2 separate regions of the Homo sapiens genome follow, and region 2 is linked to region 1. The links are chromatin loops, found by intact Hi-C in ENCODE. Cell type or tissue: HepG2. All regions are shown on one strand. Links, peaks and the distances in the headings refer to the core of each region. The heading gives the core; the rest is flanking DNA. Region 1 overlaps CDC14A (cell division cycle 14A). Region 2 has its middle 27 kb from the start of LINC01349.

Evidence for each region. Peaks named below come from ENCODE experiments on the same cell type or tissue, not always from the same donor. Only the 100,000 strongest peaks of a DNase experiment are listed, where the experiment ranks them.
Region 2: it touches region 1 in a loop (4-fold over the local background); 4 of 110 quality-filtered maps call a loop at or near these places.

Annotation. Positions count from the first base shown.
Region 1 is chr1:100,460,434-100,468,773 of GRCh38, forward strand. CDC14A (cell division cycle 14A) reads left to right here. Exons shown (of 16, transcript NM_003672.4): 9 at 2,218-2,448; 10 at 7,523-7,661. Among named protein-coding and RNA genes, the nearest start is that of GPR88, 74 kb to the right of the region's middle. RefSeq lists enhancers at 1,715-2,336, 3,615-3,704. In HepG2, for the core only: a CTCF peak has its summit at 3,474; a DNase peak (open chromatin) is centred at 3,488.
Region 2 is chr1:100,616,166-100,624,505 of GRCh38, forward strand. No RefSeq gene overlaps it. Among named protein-coding and RNA genes, the nearest start is that of LINC01349, 27 kb to the right of the region's middle. RefSeq lists a silencer at 6,416-6,714. In HepG2, for the core only: a CTCF peak has its summit at 3,762; no DNase peak of the experiment used is centred there.

The sequences.
Region 1 (8,340 bases), core at 212-8,211:
GTGCTGTCATGGAGGTCCCAGGCATGCTAGCAACCCAGAGGCAGAAGCTCTCACCAGCCCGCCACACCAGGGCAGGCTGCCCAGGTGTTTATGAGCCCTTCTCCTCCCCATTCCTCACATGATAGAAAAACCGTTACTTCTTAATGCCAACTACAGTTCTTTTTTTGCTTTAGGCTATAAATCTGTTGCAGGGAAATAATTTGAGCAAGTAAACCAACTAGGAAAACAGACTTGATTTTTGCAGTTAGAAAAGCATGTTTTCTCCATGTTTGTGTAGGTTATTGTTTCTACACAGAAGATTTTAAATAAGCTCTGTTTTACCTGTTTGCTCAAAAGCAACATAGCCTGTGAAAATCACATATCTGAGCTGTGGATTAATTGGTCCTGCCTTCCAATTCTGTCTTCATCCTTTGTGTGACCTGGCCAAGTGTACCAGTTATGGCTGTCCAACTCTGGTAAAAGGCAGTTTTTGGAATATGTTGGGTAGCTCATAGACTTTAAGAAAAGGCTGGAGAACTAGGCTTAGAAGATGAACAGGACCCAAGTGGGAAAATGGGAACCACACTAGGCATTTCAAACATAAAGCATTTAATACAAGGAGTTTATTTCAAAGAAGACTAAAAAGTAAAAAGGCAACACTGAAGAAACCAGAATATGTTGGAGAAAACAGCTAGTACCTTTAAGGCTGGGGGGACAAAAGGGACAAAAGTGGAGTTAGCAGAACCTGCTCCTGTTTTCTGCTGCTGAAGTGATGCTGCCAGGAGGACAGGAAGAATTCCCTTCCTCCTCCTCAGGTTGAGGTTTAGTGCCTCCCATTTTTACAACCAATAGGAAGCCAGATAGAAAGGTAGTCTGGGAAATGTAGGGCGTAGTATATGGACTCCAGCCCCAGTGTCACAGAGCATAAGAGTCGGCTTGGAGCTGAGAGCTGACTAGCATAACAGGGATCCAAGGCAGCAAGAAATACAGCCAAGCACACAGCGTGGAAACAGTCTGGTTCACTTTGCTGGCTGCCGCCACCCCTGGAACCTCCCATCATGAATGGGTTCCAACTGAGATAATTGCACTCAGCTGGTATGTTAGGGTTCAGTGAATTCTGAATGGGTTACAGATGTGGCCATCAGTGTGCTGGGAACTTAGTCCCCTGAACTTTTGGAGCTGCCATTGCAAGGCCTGCAAAGGCCAAAGCCCCCAGTGGTTGCCTTGGCTGATTAGCTAAGGCTAGGTCTGTAACCCAGCTGACTGTGTAGCTCCCAGGAATACTCACATGATGGTGGAGCCACTCAAAAATAAAAGGGGATTTAAAGGTGGAGCATCTTCCTCCCTCAAAAAAAGGAAGTGTCCACAAAAGTTATTGTTTATTTTTAACTAAAAAAATTTATATTTTAATTGATAAAAATTATATATTTATGGTGTACAACAACTTTTGAAATATGTATACATCGTAGAATGGTTAAGTCAAGTCTTACTTAAGTATTCACATATTTATCATTTTTTGTGGTGAGAAGACTTAAATTTTACTTTCTAAATGACTTTAAAGTATATAATACATTGTTATTATAGTCACTATGTTGTACAATAGATCTCTGGGACATACTCCTTTCTAACTGAAATTTTGTTTTCTTTGACCAATATCCTCCCAACACCCCCTCTTTTAGTTTCTTAATCTGTTAAATGGAATTAGCCATACTTAAGAGATGGTTTTGAGAATTTGAAATGATACGCAATTGTGACTTGTACATAGTAGGTGCTTAATAATAATTGCTTCTGGGGAGCATTGTACTACAAATTAAAACTATACATATGGCAAAAAAGCTTCAGCTGTAGTTGAAAACTGTTTGTCAAGTAGAGAATAAAGCTCAAGAGAGAATAAAGTCACCATTCTAGGTCTGTTATGCACATTTGATTACTTCAAGAATGCTTTTGTCTTGGGAGTGGGAAGAGTATGCTCCCAGGATTCGAATCTAGAGGTTGAGATTTTGAACTTTAATGATGTATTTTCAGTACTTACAGAAGTTTTCTTTTTAACCTCCTGTGGTGCTTACAGTTATGCAGATTGATGCTTGTAGGAGCTTGCTGTGACCTCTTCTCTCACACAACACACTTTCCTCCCAAGCTTTGTTGAGATTTATACACTTCATTGTTGAGAGTTTTGTATTTCTGGGTTGTGGAAGATGAAATGCATGCCTTTTGCTTACTGCTCCTTTGTTCCTTTAGGTTATCCTCTTCACGCCCCTGAAGCCTACTTTCCTTATTTCAAAAAGCATAATGTGACTGCAGTTGTGAGGCTAAACAAAAAGATTTATGAGGCAAAGCGCTTCACAGACGCTGGCTTCGAGCACTATGACCTCTTCTTCATAGATGGCAGCACACCCAGTGACAACATCGTGCGAAGGTTCCTGAACATCTGTGAGAACACCGAAGGGGCCATCGCCGTTCACTGCAAAGGTGTGTGCAAGGCCTCGGTGGTGGTGGCTGTGCTTATCGAAGGGGCGGGCCAAGGAAGAGCAAATAACATAAAACAAAACCTGTTTAGTGTCTTAGAAAAACAATGAGGTTTTAAATTTCAGACAACTGGGACACAAACTCATTTTAATAACCCCTTCTTAAAGAAACGATTGCTTGGGTGTGGACAATTGGTGGTGGTGTGGCTTTCTTGATATGCCAGTTTTTCAGACCTTACCTTTCCAGGCCCACGTGCCACAATGAGGGGAAACACAGTAGCAGTGTCTTTAGGCTGCAGGAACACCTTTAAACAGGTAAAATTCTCAAGAGACAAGGGTTGTTAGTTTTCCTCTCTCCTTTGTTTTTTTTCAGAATTGCCCATCTCTTCTCCATCCTCTTGCACTGTCGTGGTTCTGTTTTATGACCCAGTTATCTGGACCCCCATTCCAGTCTCTGCTTTTCCCTCCCCTCCTAGTCTTTGGCTTCATGGAGCAGAGCGTCTTCCATGCCTGTTGCTAGGGGCAATCCGCTAGCTTACAATGCTGCTGATGTGATGCTGCCTCATGGAATAAACTTAAAGAGTTTGTTTTGCAAAAATCTCTGATCTCTGGGGGTGGATACTTTGGGGCAGGAATTGTTCAGACTATAGAAGGTTTAGGATTGCCAGATTTAGCAAATAAAAATACAGGCTGCCTAATTAAATTTGAAAGTTAGATAAACAATGAATACTTTTAAAACAAAAAGTATAAATATGTCCCAAATATTGCAGGGAACATGCATTCTGTATTTTATCTGGCAACCCCATGTCAGCTACTCAGAAAATATGACATGCCATTTGCTCTAAGCTTGTTTGACTTCGAGGAGGCTTAAAATCCACTCCATTCCAGATCTTTCGGTATGGATAATACTGGAAATATTCCAGATATTTTACTGGGTCTTTGATTTCAGCGAGGAGAAATCACTAGGGCCGCCCTGGGCTGGAGCCTCGAGTTCCTCATGTGCAGCTCCTCCTAGTGTCGCTGGGTGGTGCTGTGCTTATGGTTTTGGGTCTAGACCCGGTTTCCCTCTCATTTTATGCTAATCATCTAGTAGGTGTTGGGGAGGGTGCTGTTCTTTTCATGTGCCTAGTGCTGCTGTAACTGACTTATTCAGACGAGTATGGCTTTGGTTCTGACAGAAATTAAAATGCCGTTTTGTAGGCCCTTGTTTCTATGTTTAAGATTTGAGTAGGTGGAGGTACTTTGTGAACATGTGAGCAAAAATGGGAAGCTGCGGTTTCCCAGAGACCCAGAGAGATGGAAATGAGCAGCACGTGGCCTGGGTTTGGAGCAGGGCTCCCCATGCCAGGCTCCCTCCTCCTGGGTGGGCAGAGCTCTCCCTCCCCACCCTCCCCATTAGCTAGCAGGATGGGCCCTGGCTTTGTGGGATATCTTGTCTCTGGCGTGGAGTCTGTTAGGAAGGTGTCACTTGCTGGCTCATTTGTGGGTGCTGCTTTCAGGCCACAGTGGGGTGCCAGTGTGTTGGCTTGTCCCCATGTGATTCATTTGCACCCTGTTTGCTTTTCCATTGCATTTTGTTCAGTATTGCCCAGGTCCAAGAAAAAGCCCACATGTCACGTATTTTAAACAGCAATAGAACTTGAGAGCTAATGGGAACGTTTATATCAACGTTTAGCAGGAGATAATCCTATCTTCTCTTTCAAACTTTAGTTTTGTGCCATAAAAATTGTATTTTTTCCTGAGATTAATTTGGCCTTATTTCTTAGTTCAAGTAGTTTTATTATTACTACGTCGTAGAGTTTATCTGTGGATTAGCCATCCGTATCTTGGATTGACACATTCAAAGGAGAAGAACTGCAAAGCTTTCATTAAAACTCAGTGTGTTTCTTGATAGTATTTCTCACCTGAGAGACCTTGTGCAAAGAAAACTCTCTGGTGTTAAACATTCTTATTACAGATATTTTCTCTATATCCTTGACCTGTGAATGTTTACCTTTTAAAAAATATATGTATTTATTTTATATTGCAAATTTCTTTTCTTTTCTTTTCTTTTTTTTTTTTTTTGAGACAAAGAGTCTCGCTCTGTCACCCAGGCTGGAGTGCAATGGTGCGATCTCAGCTCACTGCAGCCTCTGCCTCCCAGGTTCAATCAATTCTCCTGCCTCAGCCTCCCAAGTATCTGGAATTACAGGTGCCCACCACCACTCCTGGCTAATTTTTTATATTTTTAGTAGAGATGGGGTTCTGCTGGCCAGAACTGGTCTTGAACTCCTAACCTCAGGAGAATGTTGGCCAGGCTGGTCTTGAACTCCTGACCTCAGGTCATCCACCTGCCTCAGCCTCCCAAAGTGCGGGGATTACAGGTGTGAGCCACCGTACCCAGTCTGTATTGTAGATGTTTTTATTTTAAATCAGAACCTTTAACATTGAAGTCAGTTCTTGTATAGGATAGTCACATTTACATGTGGTAATATCTTTTTGAGATTGTTATTTCATTTTCTTCCACTTGCACACACACGTAGGATTCTTTTATAAGGATTACACCTTTGGTTTAATTACAGCTGTATTGCTTTTCACAGCATACTTATCTACTATAGGCTTATTAATTATTTTGACATCTGCCCTAATTAAGTCAGCTTAGTTTTCTGGGAATTCAAGCAGCACTCAGTCTTTTAATTGAACTAAAAGAAGGAAGGAGAAAGAATCTTATCCTATGTCAAATGAACTTTGGTGGCTACTGAAAAGGGAATGAATATGTCATGCCTCAACGTAAAGTATTTTATACAGAGATAAACTAGAAACCAATTTGCTGGGGATTACATTTCAATATCTGCATTTCACTTTGTGGTTGATAAAAGAGATGGCTATGAATTCTTGAAATTCTCTACCACAAATAATAATCTAAAATACAGCAACGTTGTGATAGTCCAGTATGTGATTATCGATGTTCTATAGGGCTTTCAGAAAATGCCTGGAACTATAAAGCAATTGGTGTTTGACTTGGTATAAATAGAACACTTTTCAACATCTTGTCATGCTGTGCCAGGGAGCCCTTTAATTACAAATGCTTAAAAAATTTTGTTAAAGTTTTTATAGAAACTTAGTGAAATGTTCCTATTCAGTTCAGTTGTGGTAAGAGCTCCTAACTATTGAGTGCTAAGTGCGTTCTTTTTATAGATCAAAATTATAGACTCTTTTTTAAAAGGGGGAAGCTGCTTTAGTTTCAGAGAAATTGGAAAATTTCCTGCACCTCCTTTTTGGTTGTGAGTGTGAACAGGAGCCTAAGTGAGGGAGCCATCCAGGTCTTTGCACAGTGGGGAGCAGTGAGAGAGAGTGTTGTCTCCATAAGGAAGGCCCTTTTCTCTCCAGATAGACACCCAAATTGGTGACTTGAAGGAAGAACTCTGGAAACTCACTGGGCTCTGGCTTCTGCTCCAGGATGTCACCTGTGTTTTATCTATACGGTTGCCTATAGTCTTGCCAGGCATCTAGGGAATTAACAACGATAGGCACTGGGTGAAATAGAAGGCAAATTACGCAGAAATCTTAATCATAAAGGGAGAGCCCCACTGAGACCAAAATTAAACCTCACTCTTCGAAAGAACATTGATGTTTGATCTGGGGCAAGGGTTCCTTCAGATTAAAACAGAACACACACACACACCTCATCTAATGAAACAGAGTATGAATACTTCTTAAAAAGGAAGGGTTAGCCGGGAGTGGTGGCCCACGCCTGTAATCCTAGCACTTTGGGAGGCCGAGGAGGGCAGATCACCTGAGGTCAGGACTTCGAGACCAGACTGACCAACATGGAGAAACCCTGTCTCTACTAAAAATACAAAATTAGCCGGGCATGGTGGTGCATGCCTGTAATCCCAGCTACTCGGGAGGCTAAGGCAGGAGAATCGCTTGAACCTGGGAGGTGGAGGTTGTGGTGAGCCGAGATCGCACTATTGCATTCCAGCCTGGGCAACAGCAGCAAAACTCGGTCTCCAAAAAAAAAAAAAAAAAAAGAAGGGTTAATGGGAAGGAAATGTCAGGCATCTGTAGACACAAAATTGTTGTTTTAGTGGGATGAAAAACTTTTTTTTTTTGTATAAAGCACAGATTTACATAAACAGATATGCAGTCTATCTGTGACAGTGAAATTTCATGGGGACTGATTAGGAATAAAATATCTAAAGAGGCTCCTGGAAGGAACAATAATGTAAAAAAGGTTGAGGAACACTGATTTAAAGACATACATTTTTCATATTTTAACATTTCTGAAGTTAGAATGGATCTTAAAATTGATGGCATGTCATAGTTTAATTTTTTCTTTCTTAGTGGAACTTACATACTACACGACTGTAGTTTTAGATTTGCTGAAATGCTGTGTGCTCCCAATTACTGGGAGATAAGAGAAGACTACCTTTATTGTTTGATCAGGGAAAGCTGACAAAAGGTCCCCTCAAAAGCAGAAGATTCTTGAACATGTAAAAAATGAAACTATCAATGTTTCCCTACTTTGTTTTGTTTTACACACGCGCGCACACACACACACGCATATGCACACAATTTTTTTTTCTTTCTTTTTCTAACTAAATGTTTTCATGGATGAAGTCAACATTGTACCAGTTTTCTAGGTCAGAAATGTCACTTACCTATAACTTTCCCTGTGACCCAGTCCTAATGGATTTCTAATTGAGCTTTACATCTTTGTTGCAGTTGCTCACCCTCATCCCTTTCCACCCTCATCCCAACCCCCCAGCCACCCTTGCTTCCCTGCCCCAGCCTTCCATCTCATCTCTCTTGCTTCCATCTCTGGCTTTTCCACTCCAGCCAGTAATGCTGCTGCCAGACCCATTTGCTTTTTATCACATCACTTTCTTGCCCCCAAATCTATGGCACCTTCATTTTGCCCTTTTCATTGTTTAAAGAAAAATTGGGTTTTACATGATAGCAGTTATGTTTATTAGCTGTTGATAATATCATCACACTTGAATGCAGAGCAGTTTCTGGGCAAGGTTTGATTTCAGTGTTTTTGTGGTAGCATTTGCTAGACTTTATATTTCTTATTCTGTTTCATTCTCTTACAGCTGGTCTTGGAAGAACAGGGACATTGATAGCCTGTTATGTAATGAAACACTACAGGTTTACACATGCTGAAATAATTGCTTGGATTAGAATATGCCGGCCAGGCTCTATTATAGGACCCCAGCAGCACTTCCTGGAAGAGTAAGTATATTGTCCCCATTACCACATTATATCCTGTTCTTGATCCTTTCTACCTCTTGTTCCCCTGGTTGTGGACCATGTCAGCCTGTGGTTATAAAATGGCTGCATTGTTAAGAGAAGTGTGTGCCTCTAATAGAATATTGTTGATTTGACAGCTAATGCATTCTAACTTTGTACCTTTTATATCTCTTAGATCAGGTGAGAGTGAGAAGAAAATCACAGAGCCATCTCTGCCTACCCTTTTTCTGTCATTTTCTATGTGTGATCTGGCTACAGTGCAATTTTCTTATGACATCCCACTTGGCACTTTTCATTCTTTTCTTTTGTTTGCATGTCTTAAAGCATAATGAGAAAAAAAAAACCACAATTAAGGTCACTCAGTGATTTTGGTAAGATTGCTGCTCTCCTGACAACTAACTAACTAAACTGCTAATGTAGGTACAACTTATGAATATACCCAAGAAGTTACCACAGAAGAAAAAAGGAGGAGAACTGAGTTTTAGTTCTGGCTCTCCACTAACTAGCTTTATGACCATTATTTAGAAGAATACTTATGTATTCACTCATTCATTTATTCCCACAGCCATTCATTCATTAACTTTTTGTCCAGCCTCAGCCCAAGAGAGAGAGATTTAACCTGTAGGACACAATCCTTTCTTCTTAGAATGTTAGAATGTAT
Region 2 (8,340 bases), core at 270-8,269, 160 kb after region 1:
ATAATAGATGCCACCTCACAGAACTGTTGCTATGAAGGTTGATCAAAATGATGCTGCATGGTGCTCAGCCTGGCACCTAGCACTTTGCCAAGCAGCCAAGTAAGCTATTAACTATTAACTGTAAAAAGAGAAGCCAAACAGAGAGTGTGCTTGCTACTATTTTCCACTGAGTTTGAACAAACACCGGCCCTGCTTCCACTGAAAGGATAGGGGTGCATAGATGGGGGAGAAAAGGCGAGAGTTTCAACAAGCTCTAAGTGAGCGTATCATGCAGCTGGTGACACTCGTGCAGCTCAGGCAATTGCAGAGATGTTCTGAGTGACACTTCTCCTACTCCCTGAAGGCTTAGTGCTGAAATAATGACATAGATGACAGGTTTTCATTTTCCCCCCAATTTTCCTGCCTACATGGTTAATCTAGGGGTTCTATCTGTGTGCTACACCTGATGGGAAACACAAAATTCTAATAAAGATGTCTAAAGTGTACCAAATTTTTTATCTGGGAATATTGTATTGCAGATCCCTCATGGACTCTACTATATCAGATAAACATAAACATGATCATACCATATATTAGGACTTTAAGAAACTCCATTCTGGGCCAGTAATCTGAGCTCTCACTATATTTAGACAATTTCAGATTGAAGAAAACAAGAGACTGCAACAGTCATTAAACATTAGAATGAGTTATTTAATAGAGAAGAAATTCTCATTTCTCTGAGGTGATTTGGAAGTGACGTTGCCTGAGGGAAGGATGAGATAACAGAATTTACTGAGCTCCCTCTAAGCCTGAAATTATTCAGGGAAGGCTCTAGTTCAAAGGCTTTGTATTAATTGTTTCTCACAGCATCTCCAACATAAATATAGAATCAGATCATTTCTTTTTAAATCCATTCTCAACATCATAATCACTAATGTCATTCTTTGTACTGACTTTACCTTTCACTCTGGCCAATGCAATAGCCTCCTCTCACCTTCCAACGTTCTTAGTTGCCCCCTAAATCCATTATGCTCAGAGACATCAGAGTAATCTTTTCCACCAACATTTCACTAAGAAAATCTTCAAATATAAAGCAAAATTGTAATAATTTTACTATAAACATTCATGTACCTACCAGCTAGGTTCTGCCATTAGCATTTTACTTACACTTGCTTTCTCACATTTCTGTCCATCCATATTTCTACTCCTTATTCACTAGTCCATCTTAATTTTGGTGTATTTGAAAGGAATTGAACATATCAGTAGTATTCCCCATAAACACTCTGGCATGCATATAACTAATTAAAGTTCAATATTTATGTGTTTTTTAAATGTAAAATTTGAATACCAAATTTACACATTTTTTGAGTTTCCACCACTGTGTAACCCTAACTCTTTTTTTTTTTTTTTTTTTTTGAGATGTAGTTTTGCTCTTGTTGCCCAGGCTGGAGTGCAATGGCTCAATCTCAGCTCACTGCAACCTCCATCTCCCGGGTTCAAGCAATTTTCCTGCCTCAGCCTCCCAAGTAGCTGGGATTACAGGCATGTGCCACCACGTCCAGCTAATTTTTTATATTTAGTAGAGATGGGGTTTCACTATGTTGGTCAGGCTGGTCTCGAACTCCTGACTTCAGGTGATCCACCTGCCTCGGCCTCCCAAAGTGCTGGAATTACAGGTGTGGGCCACTGCACCAGGCCATTAACCTTAACTCTTATCAAGGATAGATTACTATCACTCCAAAAAGTTCCCAGAGGACATCAGTGTTCTAAGTTTTTCCCACTGTGTATTCATTTCTCCTGTTCTAGAATATCATATAAATGGAATCATATAAAATTTTCCTTCCTGTAGCAGCAAATTAATTCTTTTTTATTGCTGAGTAATAGTCCATTTATGAATATTCCACAGTATGTTTACTATTCTTTTATTAGTAGATTTTGGGGATGTTTCCTGTTTGGGGCTATAATGAATAAATCCGCTATGAAATTCTTGCATGAGTCTTTTTATGAACATATATTTCCATTTATTTTGAGTAAATGCCTAGCAGTAGAATTGCTGGGGAGGTGTGCTTATTTTTAAAACAGAGTGGCCTTTTAGAAATATGTTAAATAATATCCCTCCTCTATTTTCAATTCTCCAATGACTTCCATTGTAATTAGGATGACATCTCACCATAGTAAAAGCTCAGAAAGATCAGGCTTCTGTCTCCCTTCCAGCTCAATCTCATATTGCTCCCATGACCATATCTTCCACTCCATCCTACCTGCCAACTTGTCACCATTTCCAGTCTATTCCTTAACAAGCCAAATGTGTCCCCAACTTGCCCATACCCTTGTTACCCCAGCCAAGACCATTTTCCAATCCATTGCATGGCCGATTCATTATTCAGGCATCGGCTTAAATGTTACCTCTTCAGAGAACATCTAGGTTAAGAGAGGTTAAATCACTTAAGCAATGTCGCACAGCTGGTAGAGCCAACAAGTAAATCCATGCAAACAGACAATCTGTGCCCAAAGCCCTTCCCCAAGCATCTTAAAACAAAAACCTCCCTTCAACACTATGTCTTGTGATTTCCTTCTCTCTCTTAGCTACCATTCACTGCCCTTTTTTTTGTCTCATTTTTTTCCTTTGCTTTTTCCAATTCCTTGGAATTGTTCCTTCTAAGGTTATCCATGATCAACTAATTGTTAAATTTGGTGAAAATACTTTGTGGACCCTACATGACTTTGCCTCTCTTCAGCATTTGACTCTATTGACTATTTCCTTTTCTTGAAATGTTGCATTTGGCTTGTATAAGCATAGTCATTCATGGTTTTCTCTGCCTCTATGGTCCCACTTTCTTCATATCTCTCCTCAGTGTTCCATTGCTTTCTCTTCAGATACTGGTGCTTCAGAAGTCTTCCCCTCATCTTATTCTTGTAGTACTTCACACATTCTCCCTGGGAGATCTCATCTATGTCTATGGCATCAATCATGACCTACATATTGATTGTCTCTTCAGCTAAATCCCCAATCTAAATCCATATTGAACCACTTTAATTGCATGTCCCAAAGGCATCATGTTAGTCTCCAAAGATGGGCCCCAAGGAGCCATGTCTCCCAGTCTTTATGCTCTCTGGAGTCCCCTGCCCTTGAATCCGGGCTGACCCTGTGACTCTCTCTTTACCAGTAAAATGCTGCAAAAGTGAGAGTGAGTCCCAAGGCTAGGTCACTAGAAGCCTTATAGCCTCTGCCCAGGTCTCTTGAAATGTGAGTTGTTGGGATACTGTCTCTTGCAATCCAGCTATCCTGCTGCGAGAAGCTCAAGCCACTTGGAGAGGCCACGTGCAGGTGGACAAGCCCAGCAGAGCTTTTATCCAATAGCCATCATCAACTGCCACCTATGTGAGTGAACTATCCTAGATAACCAGCCCACTTGAGTCTTCAGATGACTGTAGCCTAGCTGACGCCTGACAGAAACTACATGAGAGACCCCAAGTAAGAATGTCCAGCTGACCTTGGTCCACTCACAGAACCATGAAAAATAATCATGAATTATTCTTCCAAGCTACTAAATTTTGGGGTAGTATATTATGCAACAATGGATAACTGGAACAGGCATCTCAAATGCAATATTTTCAAGCTGAACAAACTGTCTTTCTCTTATCCCAGGTCCTTCTCTAACCTTCGTCATTCTGGTTAATGGCATGGCTAAATACCTGATCCTAAACCTGGAAGTCATTCTTCTTTTATTTATTTTGAGACAGGGTTTCACTCTGTCGCCAAGGCTGGAGTGCAGTAGTGCAATCAGAGCTCACTGCAGCCACCCTGTGGGCTCAAGGGATTCTCCTGCCTCAGTCCCCCAAGTAGCTGGGACTACAGATGCGTGCCACCAAGCCTGGCTAATTTTTGGTACTTTTAGTAGAGACAGGGTTTTGCCATGTTGCCCATGCTCATCTCAAACTCCTGAGCTCAAGTGATCCACCTGCCTCAACCTTGCTATTTTGCCCAGGCTGGTCCCAAACTCCTGAGCTCAAGTGATTCTTCTACTCTTATTGAATCAACTTTCACCTCCAGTCAGCTTCCCTTTCAGTTCTATAAATTCTACTATCTAAACAGATCCTGTAGTCTCCCTTTCTCTCAGCCCTGGTCCTGCTTCCTTAGTTGTGCTTTGCTATGGCTTGAGTGTGACCCCCCCCAAAAGTATATGTTACAAACATAACCACCATTGTAACAGTATTAAGAGGTGGGACCTTTAAGAGGTAATTAGGCCATGAGGGCTCTGTCCTTATCAGTGGATTAATACCATTATTACAGGAATGGATTCCTTATAAAAGGATGAGTTCAGCCCCCTCCTGCTCCCTCTCTCTCATCCCTATTTGCCCTTCTGCCATGGGATGATGTAGCAAGAAGGCACTCACCAGATGCTGACCACTTGATCTTGGACTTCTCAGTCTCCAAAACTGTAAGAAGTAAATTTTTATACTTTATAAATTATCCAGTCTCAGGTATTCTCTCATAGCAGCACAAAATAGACTGAGAGAGACCCTTTATCATTTCTCATGTATATAGTTAACATTACTGTCTTAACTGATCTCCTGACCATTGGCCCTCTCAAAGCCATTCTCTACACTTCTGTGAGTTATCTTCCTAAAACATGGGCCTGATCTTGGTTATAAAGCTGCTCATAGTTCCCAACTGCCCTCAGAATTAAGTGCAAACTTTAGTAGGGTACACGGGTTCTTCATAATCTGGCCTATTAGCTCTTCATTATCATTTACGTCTGCTGCTCTCCCATGACTATTTGGTCTCGTTCATATCCACTCCCATTTTTTCCCCAGAAAGCTCTGTTCGCCTTTCATCCCTGGACCTTTGCATATATCTTTCTGTACTTGTATCCTATAGTGGTTAAGAGCTCTGGATCTTATTGTGGTTTTGCCACTTTCTAGCTATATGACTTTGGCCAACTTACTTAGTCTCTCTGTGTATCAGTTGCCACAGTGGAAATAATAGTAGAGACTACCTCATGTTGATCTTGTATGGATTTAAAAAATTAACACAGGCAGGGTGCAGTGGATCAAGCCTGTAATCCCAGCACTTTGGGGGGCCAAAGCGGGTGGATCACCTGAGGTCAGGAGTTTGAGACCAGCCTGGCCAACATGGTGAAACCCCGTTTCTGCTAAAAATATGAAAAATTAGCCGGGCATGATAGTGGGCACCTGTAATTCCAGCTACTTGGGAGGTTGAGGCAGGAGAATCACTTGAACCAGAAGGCAGAGGTTGCAGTGGGCCGAGATCACGTCATTGCACCCCAGCCTGGGCAACAAGAGGGAAACTCTGTCTCAAAAGAAAAAAAAAATTAACACAGGTAAAAAGCTTAGATCAGTGCTGAGCACAATATAAACCCATTAGTGGCTAAACCATCAACAAGTGTTGGGAGCTGCTGCTATTTTTACTTTCCCTAGAATTCTATCTCTTACCTTTCACTCTTCTCACTGCCCTTATTTGCCCAGAAATCCCTTTATGTCCTGAAAAACTCAACTCTCATATTTTACTTTTAGGAAATTATCAGTTACTGCTCTAACACAGTTCTTGATGTATGCTCTTCACTCCCTGACCTTTTGCTTTGTTGATACTTTATTATTGTACTTACGACTCCATACTTAAAAAATATAATTGGTAAAAAAAAATGTAACTAGTAATAGGCAGAAAAACTGGAATTGATTCCCAGTGCCTGTTACATGACAGGGGCTCATTATATACTTGCTGAGTGAATGATGGAAGGTCAAGTGAACAAATTAGAGAAATCAGGCAGAAAATATTTCCAGGTATCTTGGGGAGTTGAGAATTAGAGAAGAAAAGAATGAAGGAGGTTGGGATTTGATGAAGAACATATTTGTGACAGTGAAACTCAGTCGTGGGATTTGCTGTTTATATTGTTTTCTTTCCTTCTCAAATCAACATGAGTTGTACAGACCATAATAAAAGCTTCATCTTGAGCCTGTTATTGCATCACCATTTGGCTGATGTTTCACTGCTCCATCACTGTGGGAGGTTAACACTCACTGAGGGGTGGCAGTACCCTCTGCATTTCTCTGGGAAACTCCAATGATTCATCCAAAAGTGTGAGAAGCCAAGCAGCTTTTATCACCCAGGAGACAGCTGTAACCTGACCTCAATTCATGCCAAAGAAGCCTGAGGAAAGTGCCCTGGAAGTGAACAGCCTGCTCATGACTCAAGGAACTCAAAAGTCAGAGTTCTGACCAGTATTGTTGGGGTGGGTAAAAGAACTTCACTCCCTCAGATCTGAAAGTGTCCTTGCCAGAGGAGAGGGAGACCTTATTTCAAGTGTGTTTGAATAAACATGACATACATAAACTTGATTTTCCAGGTTTTGGAGAAAGCATACATTTGTCCTCTGCATCATGAAATAATGTCCTTGGTGGCTCCTTTCAGGGCCTGTGCTGCACTCTCCTTAGTGACTATTAGCATTGGAGTTGGACAATTTAAGGGCAGGAGTGGAGACCTGCTACTTATAAAGGATGACTACACTTATTTAGGGATACTGCTCACGCTGACTCTCAGAGCAATTCTTTTGTTCCAACAGCTGTTCCCAGGGTAGGGTAATATTGGAACAGAGGCTTATGCTGCAGTATCCATTGAGTGGGACTGAGGCCCCTTCAGTAGCTGAAAATCCCCACTTCAGTGCTACTGCTTCAGCTACTGCAGCTCTTACTGTCTTCAAAAACAATGGTAAGGATTCCTTTAACCTCAGAGGAGGAATTAGCTTTTTGCAGAGACTACAAAGAATCCATAGGATACAAACATTTCTATAGTCCAGGAAGGAGTCCCACATATAAAAACAAAACTGTAATATATTTTATAAGTGATTTGCCTAAATATGTGAGGCTGTATTCACTCAGTTTCTCAAGAAGCATTTCTTGAGAAGCTACTGTGTGCCAGAGCCTCCTTAGGGGGCAGGAACTGCTTATTTATCTTCATATCAACATCCCTAGGTAAGTGCCTAGCCCATCGTATGGGCTACAGACTATGCAATGCTATTTCCCTTAGCCCCACCAGAGTTCAGGGTCAGACTGATGGGCAGGACTATGAACAGATCTTCTTTCTCTCCTTGAAGGTAACTAACCTTCCATGGGACTTGAAGCTTCAGATTTTGGCCTTAACCAAGTCAACTAGCTCAAGTCAGAGGGGCAGTGATTATTTGAATTGCCAAGGTATTACCTAATGAGAATCTTTGTGACTAAGCTCTTAAAGTTGAAACTTAAGTAACATTAGCTGAAAAACTTGTTGGATAAACATTGCTACTCCCTTGAAAATTCCGGGAGTTCCAGTTTGGTTGCTGACCATTTTTTACCATTTATCTATTTGTTTAGCACTAACGTTTCTTAAGCTTCCAATGTATATAGAATGCTATGCTGGGTTGTGGGAAATACAATGAGCTATGCTCCCTGTCTGCAAGTCGGTCACATTTTAAGTGGGGGTGCAATAAATGACAGATTCAAACCACTGAACAATTATTAACAGAGAAAAGCAACTTTTATGGGCAAAGGCTTTCGGCAACTCCAGGCACAGTCTCACCCAAGGCCTTGATTGTGGCACTGCTTCTGTCACAGAGAATAAGAGTGAAATGTTAGAAGACTGTTGAAACACTGCGGAGTTAATGTTATGTTCCTTTTCATCTTTGGGTCTTTGTACATGCTGGTTCCTTGTCTTCCCACCACTACCCCTATATCATTTATCTAATTAAAACTCATAAACATGAATGAGAAGCCCTTTTTGACCACCAGCCTACAAACAGACACACAGACACACACACACACACACACACACACACACACACACACACTGCGTTGTCCTTCCATTGAGGTACCAACAGCACACTATAATTTCTCCATTATGATAGCATTTATTACAAGGTATTATGATTTCTGTTTAACTTCTCTGTATCCCTCCTGCCTGCTACATTGTAACTTCTGTGACTGCAGGGATATATCTGTTTTGTTCACCATTATATTGGCTAGCATGTAGCAGCCATTCAATAAATACTTGCTGAATGCATGAATGAACGGCTGAATGGCAGAACCAACATTTGAGTAAAATTTTCGTGTATTGTTTACTTTGTGCTATAACTTCCTAGGTATTTTATGGATCTTCTTTCTGTGGGGTTATATATAGTATAAATTTGTTGCAATATTATATTCTTTTTAAATGCCTCAGTCACTTGTTAAATTTAGTGCTTGTTGCAGAAGGGTATAATGTTACTGATAGGAAAGCCATAGTCTTGATCCCTATATCGAGGCCAAATGGCTTCTTATCTGGAAATCTCTGCCTTAAATTGAGCAGTATCTAGATTAGATGTTTTG